Linked DNA regions of Mus musculus: region 2 is linked to region 1. Evidence: chromatin loops called from intact Hi-C (ENCODE). Cell type or tissue: heart. All regions are shown on one strand. Links, peaks and the distances in the headings refer to the core of each region. The heading gives the core; the rest is flanking DNA. Region 1 overlaps Gm36897 (predicted gene, 36897). Region 2 holds the start of Atf7ip (activating transcription factor 7 interacting protein).

Region 1 (7,931 bases), core at 2,336-6,335:
AATTGTTCCTCTGGGGCTGGGTGGAGACAGTTCTTACTGATAAGTTACCCTTGAGCAAAGAAACCTCTTAACGACTGGGTGGAAAATATTGTTTGAAACCTTGTACGAGTTCCAGGGGGAACAACAGTTATTTTCCTTTCATGTTTTTCTGCGGCAGAAAGGTGTGTTTGAGACAGAATCCTGCTATACAACCTAGGCTGGCCGGGTACTCTTGACAATCCTCCTGATTTAGCATCTGAGTGCTGGGATTATGTGTGTGAGCTATCACCGATTTTTTAGGGCAAGTTTTTTCTTTTTTTTCTTTTTTGAGACAGGATTTCTTTGTGCCGCCCTGACTGTCTTGGAACTCACTTGGTAGTCCAGGGAGGCCTTTACACTCTGCCTGCCTCTGTCTCTCAAGTGTTGGGGCTAAAAGTGTACAATAAAGTATTAGAAGTCTCATTTCTTTTGGGAGGGACATAATTTAAATATTTATATTACTTATAAATGTAGACATTTCTGGATAATTATAGTTATGTTTTTGATTGTGAGCTTAGACCTTAACATCTCTCCCGTCCTTATATTACACTTCCATCTATCTGTCGGGTTATTGGTGTTGAGGGTGGAGGCTGTCCCCTGTGCTCGGTTTCAGGGAGGTTACACTCTGCATGGGTGGTTGACAACCTTCAGTGCACAGGAAGTAACCATTGGGTGGCCTGGACCAGCACAGGCGCCGGCTGGCTGTCTTTTTTTTCAAGGTTGTGAGGCTGAGTTTCTGAACCAGCTGCTGCGGAGGCCTGCAGGGCGGGGCGGGCGTGCCTTCTGCATTCGCATTCCTCTTCCGGCCCAGACTGCGGTTGCGGCGTGGGGGAGGGGCGGGCGTGGTGTGGGGGAGGGGCGAGCTGCAGCGTGGGGGCGGGGCGAACCTCAATCTCCAGAGAGCCGGCCTGGGCGAGTCCAGGGCCAGTCTCCAAGTGCCACCGTGTCCGGGCCGTGGACAGGACCTCTCTTCACTGTGTCTGGAGAGCCCTGTCACAAAACAGGCAAACCTGAAAGGCCTCTGGGTTTTAAAGGTTCGCTTTAGCTATCAAGCTCCTTCACGCTGTAGATCTTGCATCTGTAAAATGGGGATAAAGGAAAATTACAATAAATACGATATAAATGAAAGAGGTAGCGGAAAGGAAGGAATTTGCTGTGCTTTGTGGATGTTGTCACAAGCGCAACACAAAGACAGGGCCCAGGCAACAAATGGCAGGCTTTGTTCTGGCTTAGGGTGGAGAGCCACACTAGAATGAAGTCCTTTGTGCCTCCAGTCTGCTCTGGGGATTATATAGGGGGAGGCTCCGGGAGCTGTTTCCCTGGCTGGAGACATTGTTCTGGAAACAGGCTGGGTTGCCATGGCTACAGCTCCCCGGGCCAGGCCCTGCCCATTTCCAGGCAGCCAGGCTGTTAGCCTGTCTGGTGCCTGCTGTTACCAGGTCACTCCCGGTTTCCAGGCCTCCCCACACCCAGCACTGCACGGGAATGCTGGGAAGTTCAAGTTTCCCAGATGGCCTTTGAGTCCGAAAATAAAGCCCTGCGCTTGCCAGGCCCGAGATTTTCTTGGAACAAAAGTCAGTAGATTGAAAGCTTGCTGAAGGCAGGGACCATCTTCTCATCAGCGTCACCAGGACCGTGTCTTCCACCCAGAGTAGGTTGTCACACAGTAGGCGCTTTAGAAATGCTGGCAAGCATTTGACACCATGATGGCGGCATAGAGTCAGGTTAAAAGAACGGATTTTGGAGCCAATATCTTTCTCTGACAGGTTTTATAGATCAGTAACACTACCTGATCCTTTCGAACTTTATTTTTCTCATCTCTAAAATGGGAACAGCAATGCCGTTCGCTCTCAGGGATGTACAGTGGCTAGGCTCATGTAAGATATGAAATGCATGGTACTGTGTGGGGCTTCTAATGATTTCTCCTGCTAATCTCTTTTGTGGGTTACTACATCGTCACATAAAAGTGCTGCTCTCCGTAAAGTCAGCCACCTCTTTGCCAAGCAACAACCATACAAACAAATAGGGTCCATACCGGCGCACTTGATACTGCCATTTCTATGTAAGGACTTAGTCAATACTTGTGCAATAAGCAACAGATAGAGAATGCCTGCCAGTAACAAGCGTCCCCTGCTTCAAAGGTCACACATAAATAATGCAAAGTAGGCTGGGTTCCAACCGTCTCTCCAGATGTCTAAGAGTAACAGAAGGAATGGCATGTCGACATTTCAGCCCTGGGTCTCCCAGTCTTCTCCCTCAACGTCTCAACACCCACAGACACACCAAAGGAACTCCCCTCCCCCATTCCCAGAGCAGACTGGCTTCTAAGACTCCAGGTGCTCCCTTGCTGACCCTGAAAGATTCCAACCATTTGGGGACATTCAAGAGGAGAGGTTCCACACTCCTCCTCCTCCTTTCCAAACGAGACTGACCTGGGCTTTGTCTAGGTTCTAGAACTCCTCAAAGTCCTGGGAGATTTTTAAGGTGGAGGGGTGGTAGCTGTCTGGGAATCCTCTGACCCCTGTGTGGCCTTAGGAAGTGCACACTGGACGACATCCGGTTCAACTGGGTGGCAGCTGCTCCTGGAGTCGCTCACCCTGGGGGCTGCTGGACAACCAGCTGGGGGAGGGGAGCCGGTCAAAGACTTAACCATCATTCCAGTGTCGTCTGAGATTGCTGTTGCTTTGAGTTGAGGTGTGTACAGCATGTGTGTATTTGGGGACACAGAAGGAGAGCACTTTGGCCCAACTGGGCACATGCATTGTCAACGCCTGGGGCAGAAGATGTTGTCATCCAATTGTTAGCCGGGTGTACCATAGGCATGGGGGGGTTGTGTGTTTTGTGCTTTGCAAAGATATGCAAACATAGGTGTTGGAAAATGGTGTGAACTGCATGCAGGGTGTGAAGTGCTCCTCTCAGTGTTTCAGACCCTCCTACCTCCCTCCCCGCCCCCACTCTCCAGCACAGGCAATAAACCAGGCCGCAAAGTCCTCCCCTCCCCCCAAGGCCTTGGCCAGCTCTCTGAAAACTGATATCCTGGGGCCCTTTTTCCCTCACCAGCTACAGTCAGAAGCAGCAGGAGGGAAAATGTGGACCGGATCTCAACAGAGAGTCCCGACTCTGAACTTTCTCTGCGATGATATGCAACCGATCCGGCACCAGGCCTGGTATTTCATCTGACTTTGCCACCCCAGGAACTGGGTTTAGGTTCCAGCAAGTCCCCGTCCAGTTCAGGTCTGTCTGTAAAATCCATGCTAGATTTTCCATTTCACCCTAGTGAAGTCTCAGCCTGTGGCTGTTGTTCTCAATCCAGCTCAGAAACTGGCTCAAACCGCCCTGAACTGGATTTGGTGGCTGTTGAGACACAGTTTCTGCCTCTTTGTTAGGGCGGAACCGCCCCATTCTCTACACCTCCCGCCCTCCCTCAATCCAGTGTCCTACAACAATCTCCCACCCACCCCACCCCCATTCCCTTTTTCTTAAAAAACAAAACAAACAACCCCCCCAAAACAAAACAAAACAAAAAAACTATGAAGTAGATTAAATTAAATTCTTTTTTTTTTAATGGATCTAGGTTGTAAGCCTTTTGGCTTTATGATATTAGTTATTTCTGAGTTGTTATCTTATCAGTTAACATGGTGCGCTTCAAATGATGCTCAGACAGGCCCAGAAACAACTACATTTCTCATCACTGACTTAAGGTTTTGGGTAGAGTTCATTGCTCATTTCCATTTCATTAACTGTAAGGTAAAAGAATTTGATAATTTTTATTACCATTCAGAGCTGGGGAACAGTATCTGTGCTCACTGCCTTCCGCAACTGTAGACGTGCCAGAGGAAGAACTGAAGGACGCAGATGGGTTTGTTTTTCCAGTTGTAACTTTACCCCTGGATCAGATGGTGTGAACTGTAAGATACAGGAGGCTGACTGGGGGTTGCCGGGTGAGGGAAGAGCAGGATTCTTCCCAGAATGTGGGTAGGGGCAAAGTGGGGATGTGACAGATTCAGGTCAAAACACTGCTGAGAGATTTGTGAATTTTAGCTATATCACACGCAGGCGTTTCTTATGTCTGGGATTAGACAGGCATGTAGCATGATGCTGAAGTGAAATTCCCCCAGGTTTGTCCACTTGAAAATGCCCAGTAGTCGTATGTTTATGCTATTATCTCAATAAAAAGATCGTCTCGATTTCTCTCATTCTTTTTTCTTTGACAAGAATTTCTTATTTCGAGTTTTTTTGAGAACTCCGGAAGAGACACTAGAAAAAGCAACCATGATCTGGGTGTGGCTCCATGTTGTGTCTGACGGCTCCCTCGTCGCCCTCTGCTGGCCAGTTCAGGTAGTGTGTGAAGCTGTCAGAAAGCTGCTGAGCAGTTTCTTGTCCAAACCCAAAATGCCTGGCCGCCTAGCTGAGGATGCTTCATTCTGCCTGTTTCATATGCATCTCTTCTTATTCCTATGCATGGCATTTGAAATGCTTCTATAATAGTTCATGGGATTAACTATAAATTAATTAGTTAAAGTTTAGCCCTAAATCCGGAGTCAAGGGCTGGGAACAGCCTTTTTTCTCCTGTGTTAAGAACCAGAGTCGCGAAGGTGGTGAGTGGCAGCAACCCTCAGGAGGTGGGTGTGTTGATCAGGAGTTCAAGGTTATGTAAGCAGTTTGAGGCCGGTCTGAGGTACATGAAACCCTGCATTTTGCAAAACAAAACCCAAAGTTGTTTATTTAAGTAATTTCAGTGGAGCATAAAGTTCTGGGAAAAGGCCAATTGTAGCAGGCAACCTAGAGAAGCTATTTATTTATAAGAAAGGGAAGGTTGACACTTGCTCCCTTCCTGCTCCCTTCCTCTCTCTCTGCCGGATAGAGTCTGCTGTAGGTACCTTTGGTTTCCCGGAATCCTGAAAATGGGTATGAGATAAATGTGAATGCATCCATTGAATTTGGTCCTCTGAGATTCAGGAGTGCTAAGTAATTATTGTAGGAAGGCACAAAATATCTATATAGAACTTTCCAGAATGTGAAACCTTAGAGGGGATTCTAGAAAGGTAGAAATTAAGGTATGGCCTCTGGCCTTCTGATGGTCCAGTGGGCTCTTTAGGCCACCCTCATTATCTGCTCTATAAGCTGGCGATCCACAGGCGCCCTGGCATCTCATCCTCTCTGGTTTCAGGCCTTTCCTCCCTGGGCCTGGCGGAACACTTGGCCTCCTTCCTCCTCCCAGTCTACTTGGTTACAGTACACTGCAGTGGTGTGCACGCGTGCGCCCTCACATGGTGTGCTTGTTCTATAGGTTCCCTGTCTCCTCCTTTAAGCTTTATATTCCCCTTAAGCCATGTCCTTCTGATCAAAATTGAACAACTGGCTTGTGACACCGTACCTGCTAAAAAGCAAGGAATAAATATGTGTTGAACAGATGGATCAAATTCAAATACATTCTCTTGGCCCAGGCCTATCACTTCCTGGAGTCTTCTTTTCCTATCACGTGGCTTTTTGGACACTTGACCTTCTATGCCTTTTCTGTCCTGGGCTCTGGGGTGTCTTTCCTGGGGTGAGAGCTTTCAGCTGACTCCTCGCAGTTGAGCTCCTGACGTCCTGATAAACAAGCCTGTAGCCCCGGCAGTCTGTGTTTTCTCCTCAGTGGTACTTGATTCATCCTGAGGTGGAACTGGATTCCAGGGGTGTTGTCTGAGCATGAGATTGCTTGCCTGCGTGGTGCTCCCACCCCCACCTCCAACAATACTTCCTTTGTTCCGGGGGAGAAACGCCTTACCATTCCATCTTCTAAAAGAACTCCCTCTGCTGGCCACAGGCGGCCTTGGCTGTGCTACATTTAAAAGCCCCAGAACTTCAAGTGGCAGTTTGCATGGTCCTGAGCCTGTGTCCCAGGTGTCACTTCTTCTCTGGTTGTCAGCCACGCCCAGGAGTAATTTATTGAAGCTATAATTTCTTTCTCTCTCCTCTTCTATTTTTATTTCTTCCTGTTTGAGGCATGCTCTTTAGCCCAGATTGGCCTCCTGCCTCCGACTTCTGAGTCCTAGACTTATATTCATGGGCCGCCATCCCCAGATTATTTGGTGTTGAGGATTGACTTCTGGGCTTTGTGGATGCTATGTAAATACCCTACCAACCGAGTTACAGCCCCACCCTGGCTTTCTTGGATTCATTCTATAGTTCTAAAAGCTCTAGAGAAGACTTTGGAGATGTGTCTCTGTTCTGTATTCTCTGAGCTGCTGTTTGAATTTAAGATTTTTAAGTGTGTGTGCGTGCGCACGCACACGTGCGAGTAGATGCCAGAGGAGGGTTCCAGGGCATCTTTTTCCTTTTCAGTCCTATTCCTTTGAGGCGGGGTCTCTCTCCGAACCAGGCAGGACCTTTTGTTATCTCAGCTAGGCTGGGAAGTGAACAAATCCCAGCAATCCTCCTGTCTCCACCCTCTCAATGGTGCAGCTTCAGATTTGGGCAGGTTCTCTGCTGGTTTGTTAGATGGGTGATGGGATTTGAAATCTGGTCCTCAAGGTTTTGAATGTGCTCTTATCAGCCGAGCCATCTCTCCGGCCCTGGTTGTTTGTATTTTGACTCAGGGTGTTGCTATGCGATCACGGTTGCCTGGTACTAGCCTGGTAATTGGGTAACCCACAGTGGCCTCAAACTCGTGATCTTTCGAGGACTGAGATTACAGGCATGAGTGAACACTCCCGGCTCACCAAGTGGCTTTGCTTAACGAATGGTTGTATAACTGAATTTTCTCAACTGCCTGTAACTTGTGGCTTTCACTTCATTTTAATAATAAATTCAATTTTGAGACATGGATTACTCTATAGACTAGGCTGGTCTGATGCTCTTTGTGTTGAACTCTAAGCAATCCTCCAGCTTCAGTTTTTGGAATGTTGACATTGCAGGCTGGTAGTTCTGTACCCTTAGGAGATGATAAAGGCTGGAGGTGAAGCCTAATTAGAGAAGTAACTGCTGAGCCTGGTCTCAGGGGCTGTCAGCCCTCTTTCTCTTAGACAGGGTCTCTCTCTCTGTGACCCTGGCTGTCCTGAGACTCTCTAAGTAGACCAGACTGGCCTTGAATTCACAGCGATCTGCCTCTATCTCTCAAATGCTGGAATTAAAGATGCGCCCCTGAAAACCTGTCCTCTTGTGACCCTTGCTGCTGCAATGGTCAACAAAAACTAAGAAATTTCCTTCTCCCCCATCCTCCCTTAGAGACCTTTGACTCAGCACAAACAGCTGACCACGGACTGAACCCCAGACTAAATAAAGCCTGCAGCACACAGAGCCAAGTTAAATTTCTATTCCTCCTGTGGATGGCTTGCTTGGCATTTGTCACACAGACCAAAGCCACCTCATCCAGCTCTGCTCAGCGGTGTGTGTGAAAGCAACCACTGCATGCAGAAGCAAGTTTCAGCCTCACGGCTGCTTGTACAGGCAAAGCAGCGGCCTGACAACTGGAGACTCAGAAAGGTTAGGTAATTTGCCTAATGTCACACAGCTGTAGATGGCAGGACATTGACAAAAGCAGGATGTTGTTTGAGTCGCTGTTAAGCTGGCGCGTGCTCCGTGCTCTCAGATGGCATTCTTTTGCTTTCCTCCCTTGCTTTCCTCAGGAAACCTTAATATAAAACCGTGGAAACTGGGCGCCAGCCCAGCCCCCAGCTTCTTCAGAAGAGGAAATGCAAGTCCACGGGCGAGGAACCAGGCCTGGGTTAGTGGCATCTGCCTGTAGCGCCGGTGATCGGGAGGCAGAGGCAGCAGGACCACTGGGAGTTCCGGGCTAGCCTTAGCTATACCGTTTTTTTTTTTGTTTGTTTGTTTGTTTGACATTTTGCACCACGCATCAGAGCCTTACCTGGAATGAGCTTCTTTCTCCACTCTGCACAGTGAAGAAGGAACCCGAGGGGATGGATGTC
Region 2 (7,931 bases), core at 2,260-6,259, 51 kb before region 1:
AACAAGGACAGTCACCTGAGCATCTACTCTAAAGTCCATACAGAAGCCAAGGAAGAGCACACACATACATAAGCAGACACAAGTGCATGCGCACACATCATACACACAAGATTACTTTTAAATAATCATGAAGTTCTAGAAGAAAATGAAGTGGAAAAATCTATCTCACCACAGGTAATACTTTGTCAACAGAGAAGCTCTGGAATAAATCATAAATTAAAAAGACAGTGCAGCCAGGTATGTTGGCACAGGCCTTTAATTCCAGGGGGAGATAGAGGCAGGTGAATTCCTGTAAATTCCAGGACAGTCTGGTCAACATAGTGAGTTCCAGGACAGGCAGGGCTACACCGGGAGACCCTTACTTGCTCCATTAAGTATGCCAGTTGGCACACCTGTTGCTGACAAGCAGAGAGGAGGAGCATTAGCAAACTGAACACACACACCTCAAACACTTCAGTTCACAGGAAAGAAATCGACTTCCCTAATTAAAGTTAGTGACTCCCCTTAACTGGTGGCAGTGTGAGAAATGCCCCTGGAAAAACAAAAACAAAGCAAACAAAATTAAAAACCTCTACACTGTTCTATTTTGCAAATTAATTGTTCTGGCAAAACCCTTAGAAACGCTTTTTTTTTTTTTGCATTTATTTATTTTTATTTTTTTCCAAGCCAGGTTTCTGTGTTGTGTGCCACTGCTGCTCCACATAGAAACACCAATTTTGAACAGCTATTTTTATGGATTATGATTGTGTTCACCATGTGTTTACCATAACAAAATTTCTACTAGGCAAATAAGCAACAAGCTAGCTTGACAATGCCAGTAACCAGCACTCAGGCTACTGAGGCAAAAACAGCCTAGGGCTAGGCCAGCCTGAGCTACATCTGAGAAGCTGGGGTGAGGAGGGGAGAACAAAGAGAAACAGAGCCACACACAGTCTGAGCAGGAGGCTTACAAAGTCAGAGTGCACTCATCCTGTACAAATAACCTTCAGATATTTAAAAACAAACATACTGGAGCCAGGCACTTAATCCCAGAAGAACCATATCCATCTGCTTCAGTGCAAGTTCTAGTATGGCCTGGGCTACATAGGGATACATTGTCTCAATAAAGGAATAAAGACATTGATTGATTTGAAAATATCTGATAATTAAGATTTTGATAATACATTATTATGCAGTTATTTAAAAAACATTTTAGAACACTAAAATGGGGAGCTAGTCAGACTAAGTTACAAGAGCATGCAGTGTGCTGGGGAATGCAGCTGGGCATGGTAGTGTGTGCTTAGCATGAGAGTGTGTGCTTAACATGACAGTGTGTGCTTAGCATGCCTGAGGCCCTGAGTTTGACCCACAGCACACACAACCAAAAAGGAAAATTGCAGGAAATTAATTAAAAATGAAATCAGGCAGTAATGGTACATGACTTTCATCCCAGCACTTGGGAGGCAGAGCAAAGGCAGGCAGGTCAAGGTCAGCCTGGTCTACAGAGTGAGTGCCAGGACAGCCAGGGTTGAGAAACCTTGTCTTGGAAAACATACACATGTAAGTGTGTGTGTGTGTGTGTGTGTGTGTGTGTGTGTGTGTGTGTGTGTACGTATTTATATGTATATATAGTGATAAATATTTATAGACTGATCTACCACAGCAAAAGTGAAGTTACAAACATCACCACAGTAGTTAAGGGCGATTAACACAATACTAAATCTTCATACTGTGGACGTGAAAATATTCCAACAGAGTACAAAATCAAGTAATTTTTAAAAAATAAAATTTTAATTTTATGACTTAAATCATTCCAGCCTGATTCTTTCTAAACTACATATCAGTGATTGTTCATACTTTGAGTAACATGTCTGTCTGTCTGTGTGTGTGTGTGTGTGTGTGTACATACATGCACAATGCTTCATTTAATTATAACCAAACTAAAATTTCAAACTTTTAGTACTTGTTTCTAAAATACTAAAGAATCAACCACTGACATTCAGACAATTCATTAATTTTAGTAAACTTAAAATTACATTTACCTTCTAAGAAATACAGCAAAACTGTCCCATCAATATTGAAATTGCATGTTATGTAATTTTCTAGTGCCTCTTATGATGCTCAATATTAACGCATGACACAATTACCCATGCATTCAAACAAAAATGTTAAGCTTAAATACATAAACTCAAATACTAGGAGTACAAAATGGGGTGAGGGGAAACCACCTCAGAAGCATCAAAGTCTCAAAAAGGCAGAACTGCCTTCATTCCTGGTACAAGACAGCAGAGGCTCAAGATTCCCATTACATCAACTTTAGACCTGCTAGCTACAGGAGGAGAAGACTTCCTTCCCCGTCCTTCCATTCCAGGGCATATGTCACAGCATTTAAAAAAAAAAAAAAAAAAAAAAAAAAAAAAAAAAAAACAGCCCAAAATGTTCCTTTCAATTATATCCTATTATTTCTAAGAGTATTTGTTTCGGGTAATAGAGATAGCCCAAACCAATCGACATTATAACAGCACTTAATTTGACAACAGACTGATTTAAACTTGGGTTACATAAGCAACCAAAAAAGCAACTATACATATGAATGACAGATGTTTATGAAAACACAAGTTTTTAGACTAGTAAGAAACAACGGGTAGAATAAGAAAATTATATTAAATTATACGTATACTGACCCAATGTGCTACATACAACTGACCTAATTGTGCTACATACAACTGAAATTTAGTGGCATCACAACTTTAATCAGTAGCACACCCATAGTTATTTTAAGAAACTAAAACCAGGACATATACACCTAAAACATATTTAAAGTGTACATTATACACATATACTACAGTGCACATATTTTTTTCAAAAACTCAAAATGTTTAATTGATTCCCTTAAATAAGGACCTCAATAGAACTTGTAATATTTGTAAAATTCTTCATCAAAAAATGATATAATAGCTTATACGTCATCCCAAAATAATGAGAAATCGTGTTCACTAATTTTCTTTAACATTTCTCTAACTGAAGAAACAGTAAAACTAAAAACATGAAAGACTCAAGTGTTTGGATTAAAACTTCATTGACTTTGGATGAAATGTTCCTTTTTAAAAAAAAAAATAATAAAGATGTAATACCTGAGAAAATTGAGATTTCAACTTAACTTGTACATCCTTTTCTTGTCCTCTCAAACAAATCAAAAATAAAAGTTTCTATTTTGTAAACATTGCACATCCAAAAGCGAACCGGTAAAAACAGGGTTAAAAATGTATTTACAAAAGTGCAGCTGAAGTAAATGCACTTCCCCCGAGAGCACCACTAGGTGCCGATCTTATCTCCCTAAATGGAACGCGAATCCAGAAATACCTAACTAAACGCGAAATTATAATCGAGAACCACAAGAGGCAATTTGTACCAAAATATCAAGTCTGCACCGGTGAAACCGTGAGAGAAATAAAGGATTTTAAGGTGCGGGTAGGTGTAAGACACGAGAGAAACGTTTTCCTCGGAAAATGTGAAAAGAAGAAGCACGAGACGAAACCCCCTCGAGAATGAGAAAATTAAATCTAGAACCCAAATGGCGTCCAACAAGAACATTAGCTCTTGAAAATGAATATTGCGCCTGCGCAGCCACCGCCCGGCCAGCTGCTCAACTGCAGCTAGAGCCCGACCCCACGCGATCACGTGCTCCCATGCAGCGCCCGCCCGCAGCTTCGCAACCGCGCAGGCGCACACTCAACTCCCGCAGCCGCCATAATGCGGTCTTGACTCTTCCGAAATACAATAGTCATTTCTCCGACAGTGGTTAGAACAGCCCCTGGCACTCGCGTATACCTTCGGGGGCGGGAGGTGAGAGCCTGGGACCCGAGTTCCTTCCTACGCAGCCGTCCCGTGCAGCCGTCCCGGACGCTGCCGTCTCAGCCGTGCGCTCCACTCGCCGCCACCGCAGATTCAAAAACAAACCCGCTTCTCCCCAGCACGCGCCGGGGCCGTTATGCAAATAGATGGGGGCGGAGCTTCGTGGGCACACTATGTACTCCACCCACTGAGCGATCGGCCAATGAACGTGCGCGATGCCTATTCTCCATGCAAATCTCCTGGTTTTTTATTTGAATGAGGGATTTTTGGCCACGCCTCCTGCCTTGAAATTGTAGCCCGTCTGCGGTGGTGGCGCTGCCGTCTTTTCGATCGCATCCGGAGGTGATTTTTTTTTTTTCCGGTTGGCTCTTTTCTTTTTTATCCTGGAGGTGATTGGGGTTTTTTTTGTTTTTTTTTTAATTTTTTTATTTTTTTTTTTGCATGGAGATTCCTCAGTGGCCACCCCTCCATGAGACTTGAGAAAAAAAAAAGTAGGTGTTTAAAAAGCGAAAAGATTTTTCCATAAGTCTAGAGAACCTAGAGTACGGTAATTTATTCGAAAAAAAAATTTTTTTTAATTTTTATCTTTTTGTTTTGTTTTGTTGATGAAGATTCGTGCAGTTTAACTCAGTCTAGCCATTGAACTTGCCACGTAGCCCACACTGGTCTGGAATTTGAAATCTATCGGCCTCAAACTCTGTCAAAGTGTTACAGGTATCACTTAAAGTTCACTAAGTTAATTGTGTTAATCATCAAGATGTGGAGATGAACATCTTTTGGGGGGATATCCTGTAAGAGAGCAAGCAGTACCAATCATGCCTTCACACCTCATAAATTCACGTGTCGCTTAAATAGAGACAGTAATCACTGTTCCGACAAATTGAGAGAAGCTAGAATGAAGAAAAGATTCTAAATATGTTTTGTAAATCAGTAAGAGCCAGAAAAATAATATTAGGTGGAATCCCTTAAACTTAATTTTCTCCCTTTAAGTATTTGTTCAATAGTAACTTAACCAATCAAAAAGTTAAGTAGCTGTCAGTGCTGAGGAAATCTACACTCCCATGGGCAGCTGTGGCTCAATTCCCAGAAGCACTCAGGGAGATGAGGCAGGTCTTGAGAGAACAAGGACAACCTGGGGCCACATGCTCCCAGATCATCTAGAGCTTGAGACTCTCTCTCCAAAGAAGCTCACAGCTTTCATTATTGTCCTGTACTTGACAATTCAACTAGGACATTAAACAGGCAAACCCAAGGAAATTGAAATTCAAGAAACAACTTCTGGGGTCATAAAATGTGATACAGTGTCCAGGCAAATCTAAGACTTGAAGGCCAGCCTGGTTTACAGATCTAGTTTCAGGATACCCAGGGCTATATAGAGAAACCCTGTTTCCAAAAAAGGGAAAAGGAAAAAGGTAAGTGTTTTTAATAGATGTATTTAAGATTCTAGATTGATTTTGAGTTGAAAGAGAGAATATCTAGAATAGACTTGACTTAATCTAACAAGAGGCCTTGAAAGGGGAAACACCCAGCTGAGTGTGGTGCCACCCACACTTGGGTGGCAGCAGTAAGTAAGCCTGTCTCTGTGAGGTTAAGCCAGCCTGGTCTACAGAGTGAGTTCTAAGACATCCTTGACTACACAGAGAAACCTTGACTCAAAAAAAATAAATAAATAAATAAAAGAAGGAAGGAAGGAAACAGAAGAGAAAGGAAAAGAAAGGTGGAAGAGGAAAGGAAGGAAAGAAAGAAGAAAAGGAAGAAAACATCAGCTCCATGTTCCTGCTCCAGCCCCAGAATTCCTGTGACAGACCTGGGCATGTTGATTAGAGGCAGATTGGTAGGACATTGTACTAAAGCCATGGAGTGTGGAGAACTCAGGGACCTGTTACGTAGAAACTAGAGAGACAAGAATGTTGAGAGCAGTGCAGACGACAGTGGCCCAGCTTGTGACGTTTCAGAGGGAAGCAAAGACTCTACCAGGCCATTTGTGTGAAGAATCTGTGGTTTAAAATGAGCTCGAGCTGAAGAACCAGCTGTGATAAACAAGAGACCAGAACTTTGTTCTTCCGGGACAGTGGCCGATGGACTGCCCCCACATCATTGAGGTGAAATCTTGTGGGAAGTGTTTCCTCAGGACCAACACACAAGAGATGTATGTCAGAGCTGGGCAAGGTTGTGCTGCCTCATGCTGTCACCCAGGTGAGCCTCCATGTCAGTCTTGGCGAATCAAACCTAAGTTCTCCAGAAGAGCAGCCAGTTCTGAACAACCAGGACAATGAGTGAACCATCTTTCCACCCACATGTGCCTACTCCTGCCTAGTGATGGATCATCTGAGACCATATCATGTGCACTAGCCTACCCTCTAGAACATCAAAATTCATGGTTTCCACAAGATCAGATGCCACTGGTAGAGCCCAAGCAGGTGCAAGCATCCCTGGCCCTGTAGATGCAGGCCAGCTGCAGGGGTGAAGGTCCCTCTAAGGCTGACTTTTGTGGGCCTCAGTGGTTCTCTGAGTGCAGGAGTGCCAGTGATGGTCCAGATGAGTGCAAAGAGAGGGAGGAAAACAAAACAACCTTATCAAAAACTCAACAGCCTCAGCACCTTGAACTGCTTGCATCTGAACATAAAGAGCATACGCAAGGGTCTACAGAAGTCAAAAGACAAGTCCCCTGGTCTGAATATAGATTTCTGGTCTGCAGGAAGCCCCCGGGGCTCTTCGTTCTTCCTCTGGGCTTCTGCAGGACAGTGGGCTACAGGGCCAGCCTTGGCTGTTTTCTGGTTGTTTGTATAAAGAGGAAGTGAACAACCAAAAAGACATTTGTAGGGGATTTGTAAATTTCCATGGGTTTTTCTCTTTGTGTGTGTGGAGGAGTGATATTTAAAGATTTAAATAATAAATGTATGTGCTGAGCCCAGAGCATGTACAAAGCCTTTAAGACTGAATAAAAGGGACTTATTTTTTTAAGTTTTTAAATTGTTTTGTTATGACCAATTTTGTGAAGGCTTCCCCTACACTTTCTTATTTCTGGTTTTAGTTTCAAGGCTTGTGTTTGTTTATGTCCTTAATCCATTTCAAGGTATTTTTCTTTAATTTTCTACCACTGAGCCACATGCCCAGCCCTTTCTTACTTTTTTATTATTTTTGTCAATTGGATCTTTGTTTTTTCTTTTTTAATTTTTGCAACAAATCCTACAATGTTCTACAGGCTGCCTTAAAGTCAGTGAGGCCCAGGCAAGCCTTGAACTTGAAATCCTCAGCCTTCCAGATCTCTGGGATTGCAAACGTGGACCAGCAGTCCTGATGAGTTGAAATTTTTATACATAGAGTCAGGAGTCTGAACTGTATCATTCTGCATGTAGATCCCAGTTTTCTATGGCTTGTGATAGAAAACAAAACAAACAAAAAATATTTTTGCCACTTTACCAAGTGAGCCGCCATTTTATTACTGACAATGTCACTGTTCTTTCACATTTAGGAAGATCAGAGAACTAAATTTAAAGTCTCATCAGGACCCTGGACCCACTTCTGGAACCAATGATGGTATCCACTAAGGATTTGGTAAGATGATTGGACACTCTCATGAGTTCTGGGGTTAAGTTTACTTAAGCCCCCTATACCTACCTGCCTCTGGAACTGATGAAACGTAATCCACTCCAGTTAGCTAGACTAAAAGGGAAAGAGTCACCAGCTAATTACGCAGAAACATGAGGTCCAGTCCTCGCTTAAGTGGAATGGCAAAAGGGGTGTATTGCTTCTGTTGTCTCTCCTCCTTGTGAATAGTCACACTTCTGTTGGTTGCTTGCTCGTGGTTATGGTTACTCAAACAGATTTGGCAGCTAAGAGAGCTAAAGGTGAAATGAAGGAGACAGCATGACCCAGAAAGTGCCAATCTCCCTGTTACCACATCTGAGAAAGAGAACTGCTAGGGCTTTGCTTCTGCCTCCCTGGTTTCATCAGATCCTCTTCTGGACACTCTAGCACTGAAAACTATAGGAAGCCAAAATATGAATTCGTAACTCTAGATTAAATAAGTTGAACAAGATCTAACCACAAGTACTTACACCTGACTTGATTTCACTGCCCAGACATCGGGCCTT

Evidence for each region. Hi-C counts contacts between places; a loop is a spot of excess contacts. Peaks named below come from ENCODE experiments on the same cell type or tissue, not always from the same donor. Only the 100,000 strongest peaks of a DNase experiment are listed, where the experiment ranks them.
Region 2: a loop joins it to region 1, with 4 times the contacts of the local background. A loop is called at or near these places in 27 of 42 quality-filtered maps.

Annotation. Positions count from the first base shown.
Region 1 is chr6:136,463,923-136,471,853 of GRCm38, reverse strand. Gm36897 (predicted gene, 36897) reads right to left here. Exons shown (of 2, transcript NR_168025.1): 1 at 7,871-7,931; 2 at 446-1,096. Among named protein-coding and RNA genes, the nearest start is that of Gm36897, 4.2 kb to the right of the region's middle. In heart, for the core only: CTCF peaks have their summits at 4,358 (motif pointing left), 5,610 and 5,824 (motif pointing left); DNase peaks (open chromatin) are centred at 3,203, 4,353, 5,225 and 5,663; H3K4me3 peaks cover 464 bases; H3K27ac peaks cover 4,000 bases.
Region 2 is chr6:136,514,843-136,522,773 of GRCm38, reverse strand. Atf7ip (activating transcription factor 7 interacting protein) reads right to left here and starts at 3,923. Exons shown (of 15, transcript NM_019426.2): 1 at 3,811-3,923. It overlaps Gm44140 (a long non-coding RNA gene), which reads left to right and starts at 4,021. Exons shown (of 4, transcript XR_001785394.2): 1 at 4,021-4,176; 2 at 4,282-4,325; 3 at 7,310-7,392. In heart, for the core only: CTCF peaks have their summits at 3,379, 3,578 and 4,143; DNase peaks (open chromatin) are centred at 3,693 and 4,003; H3K4me3 peaks cover 1,933 bases; H3K27ac peaks cover 956 bases.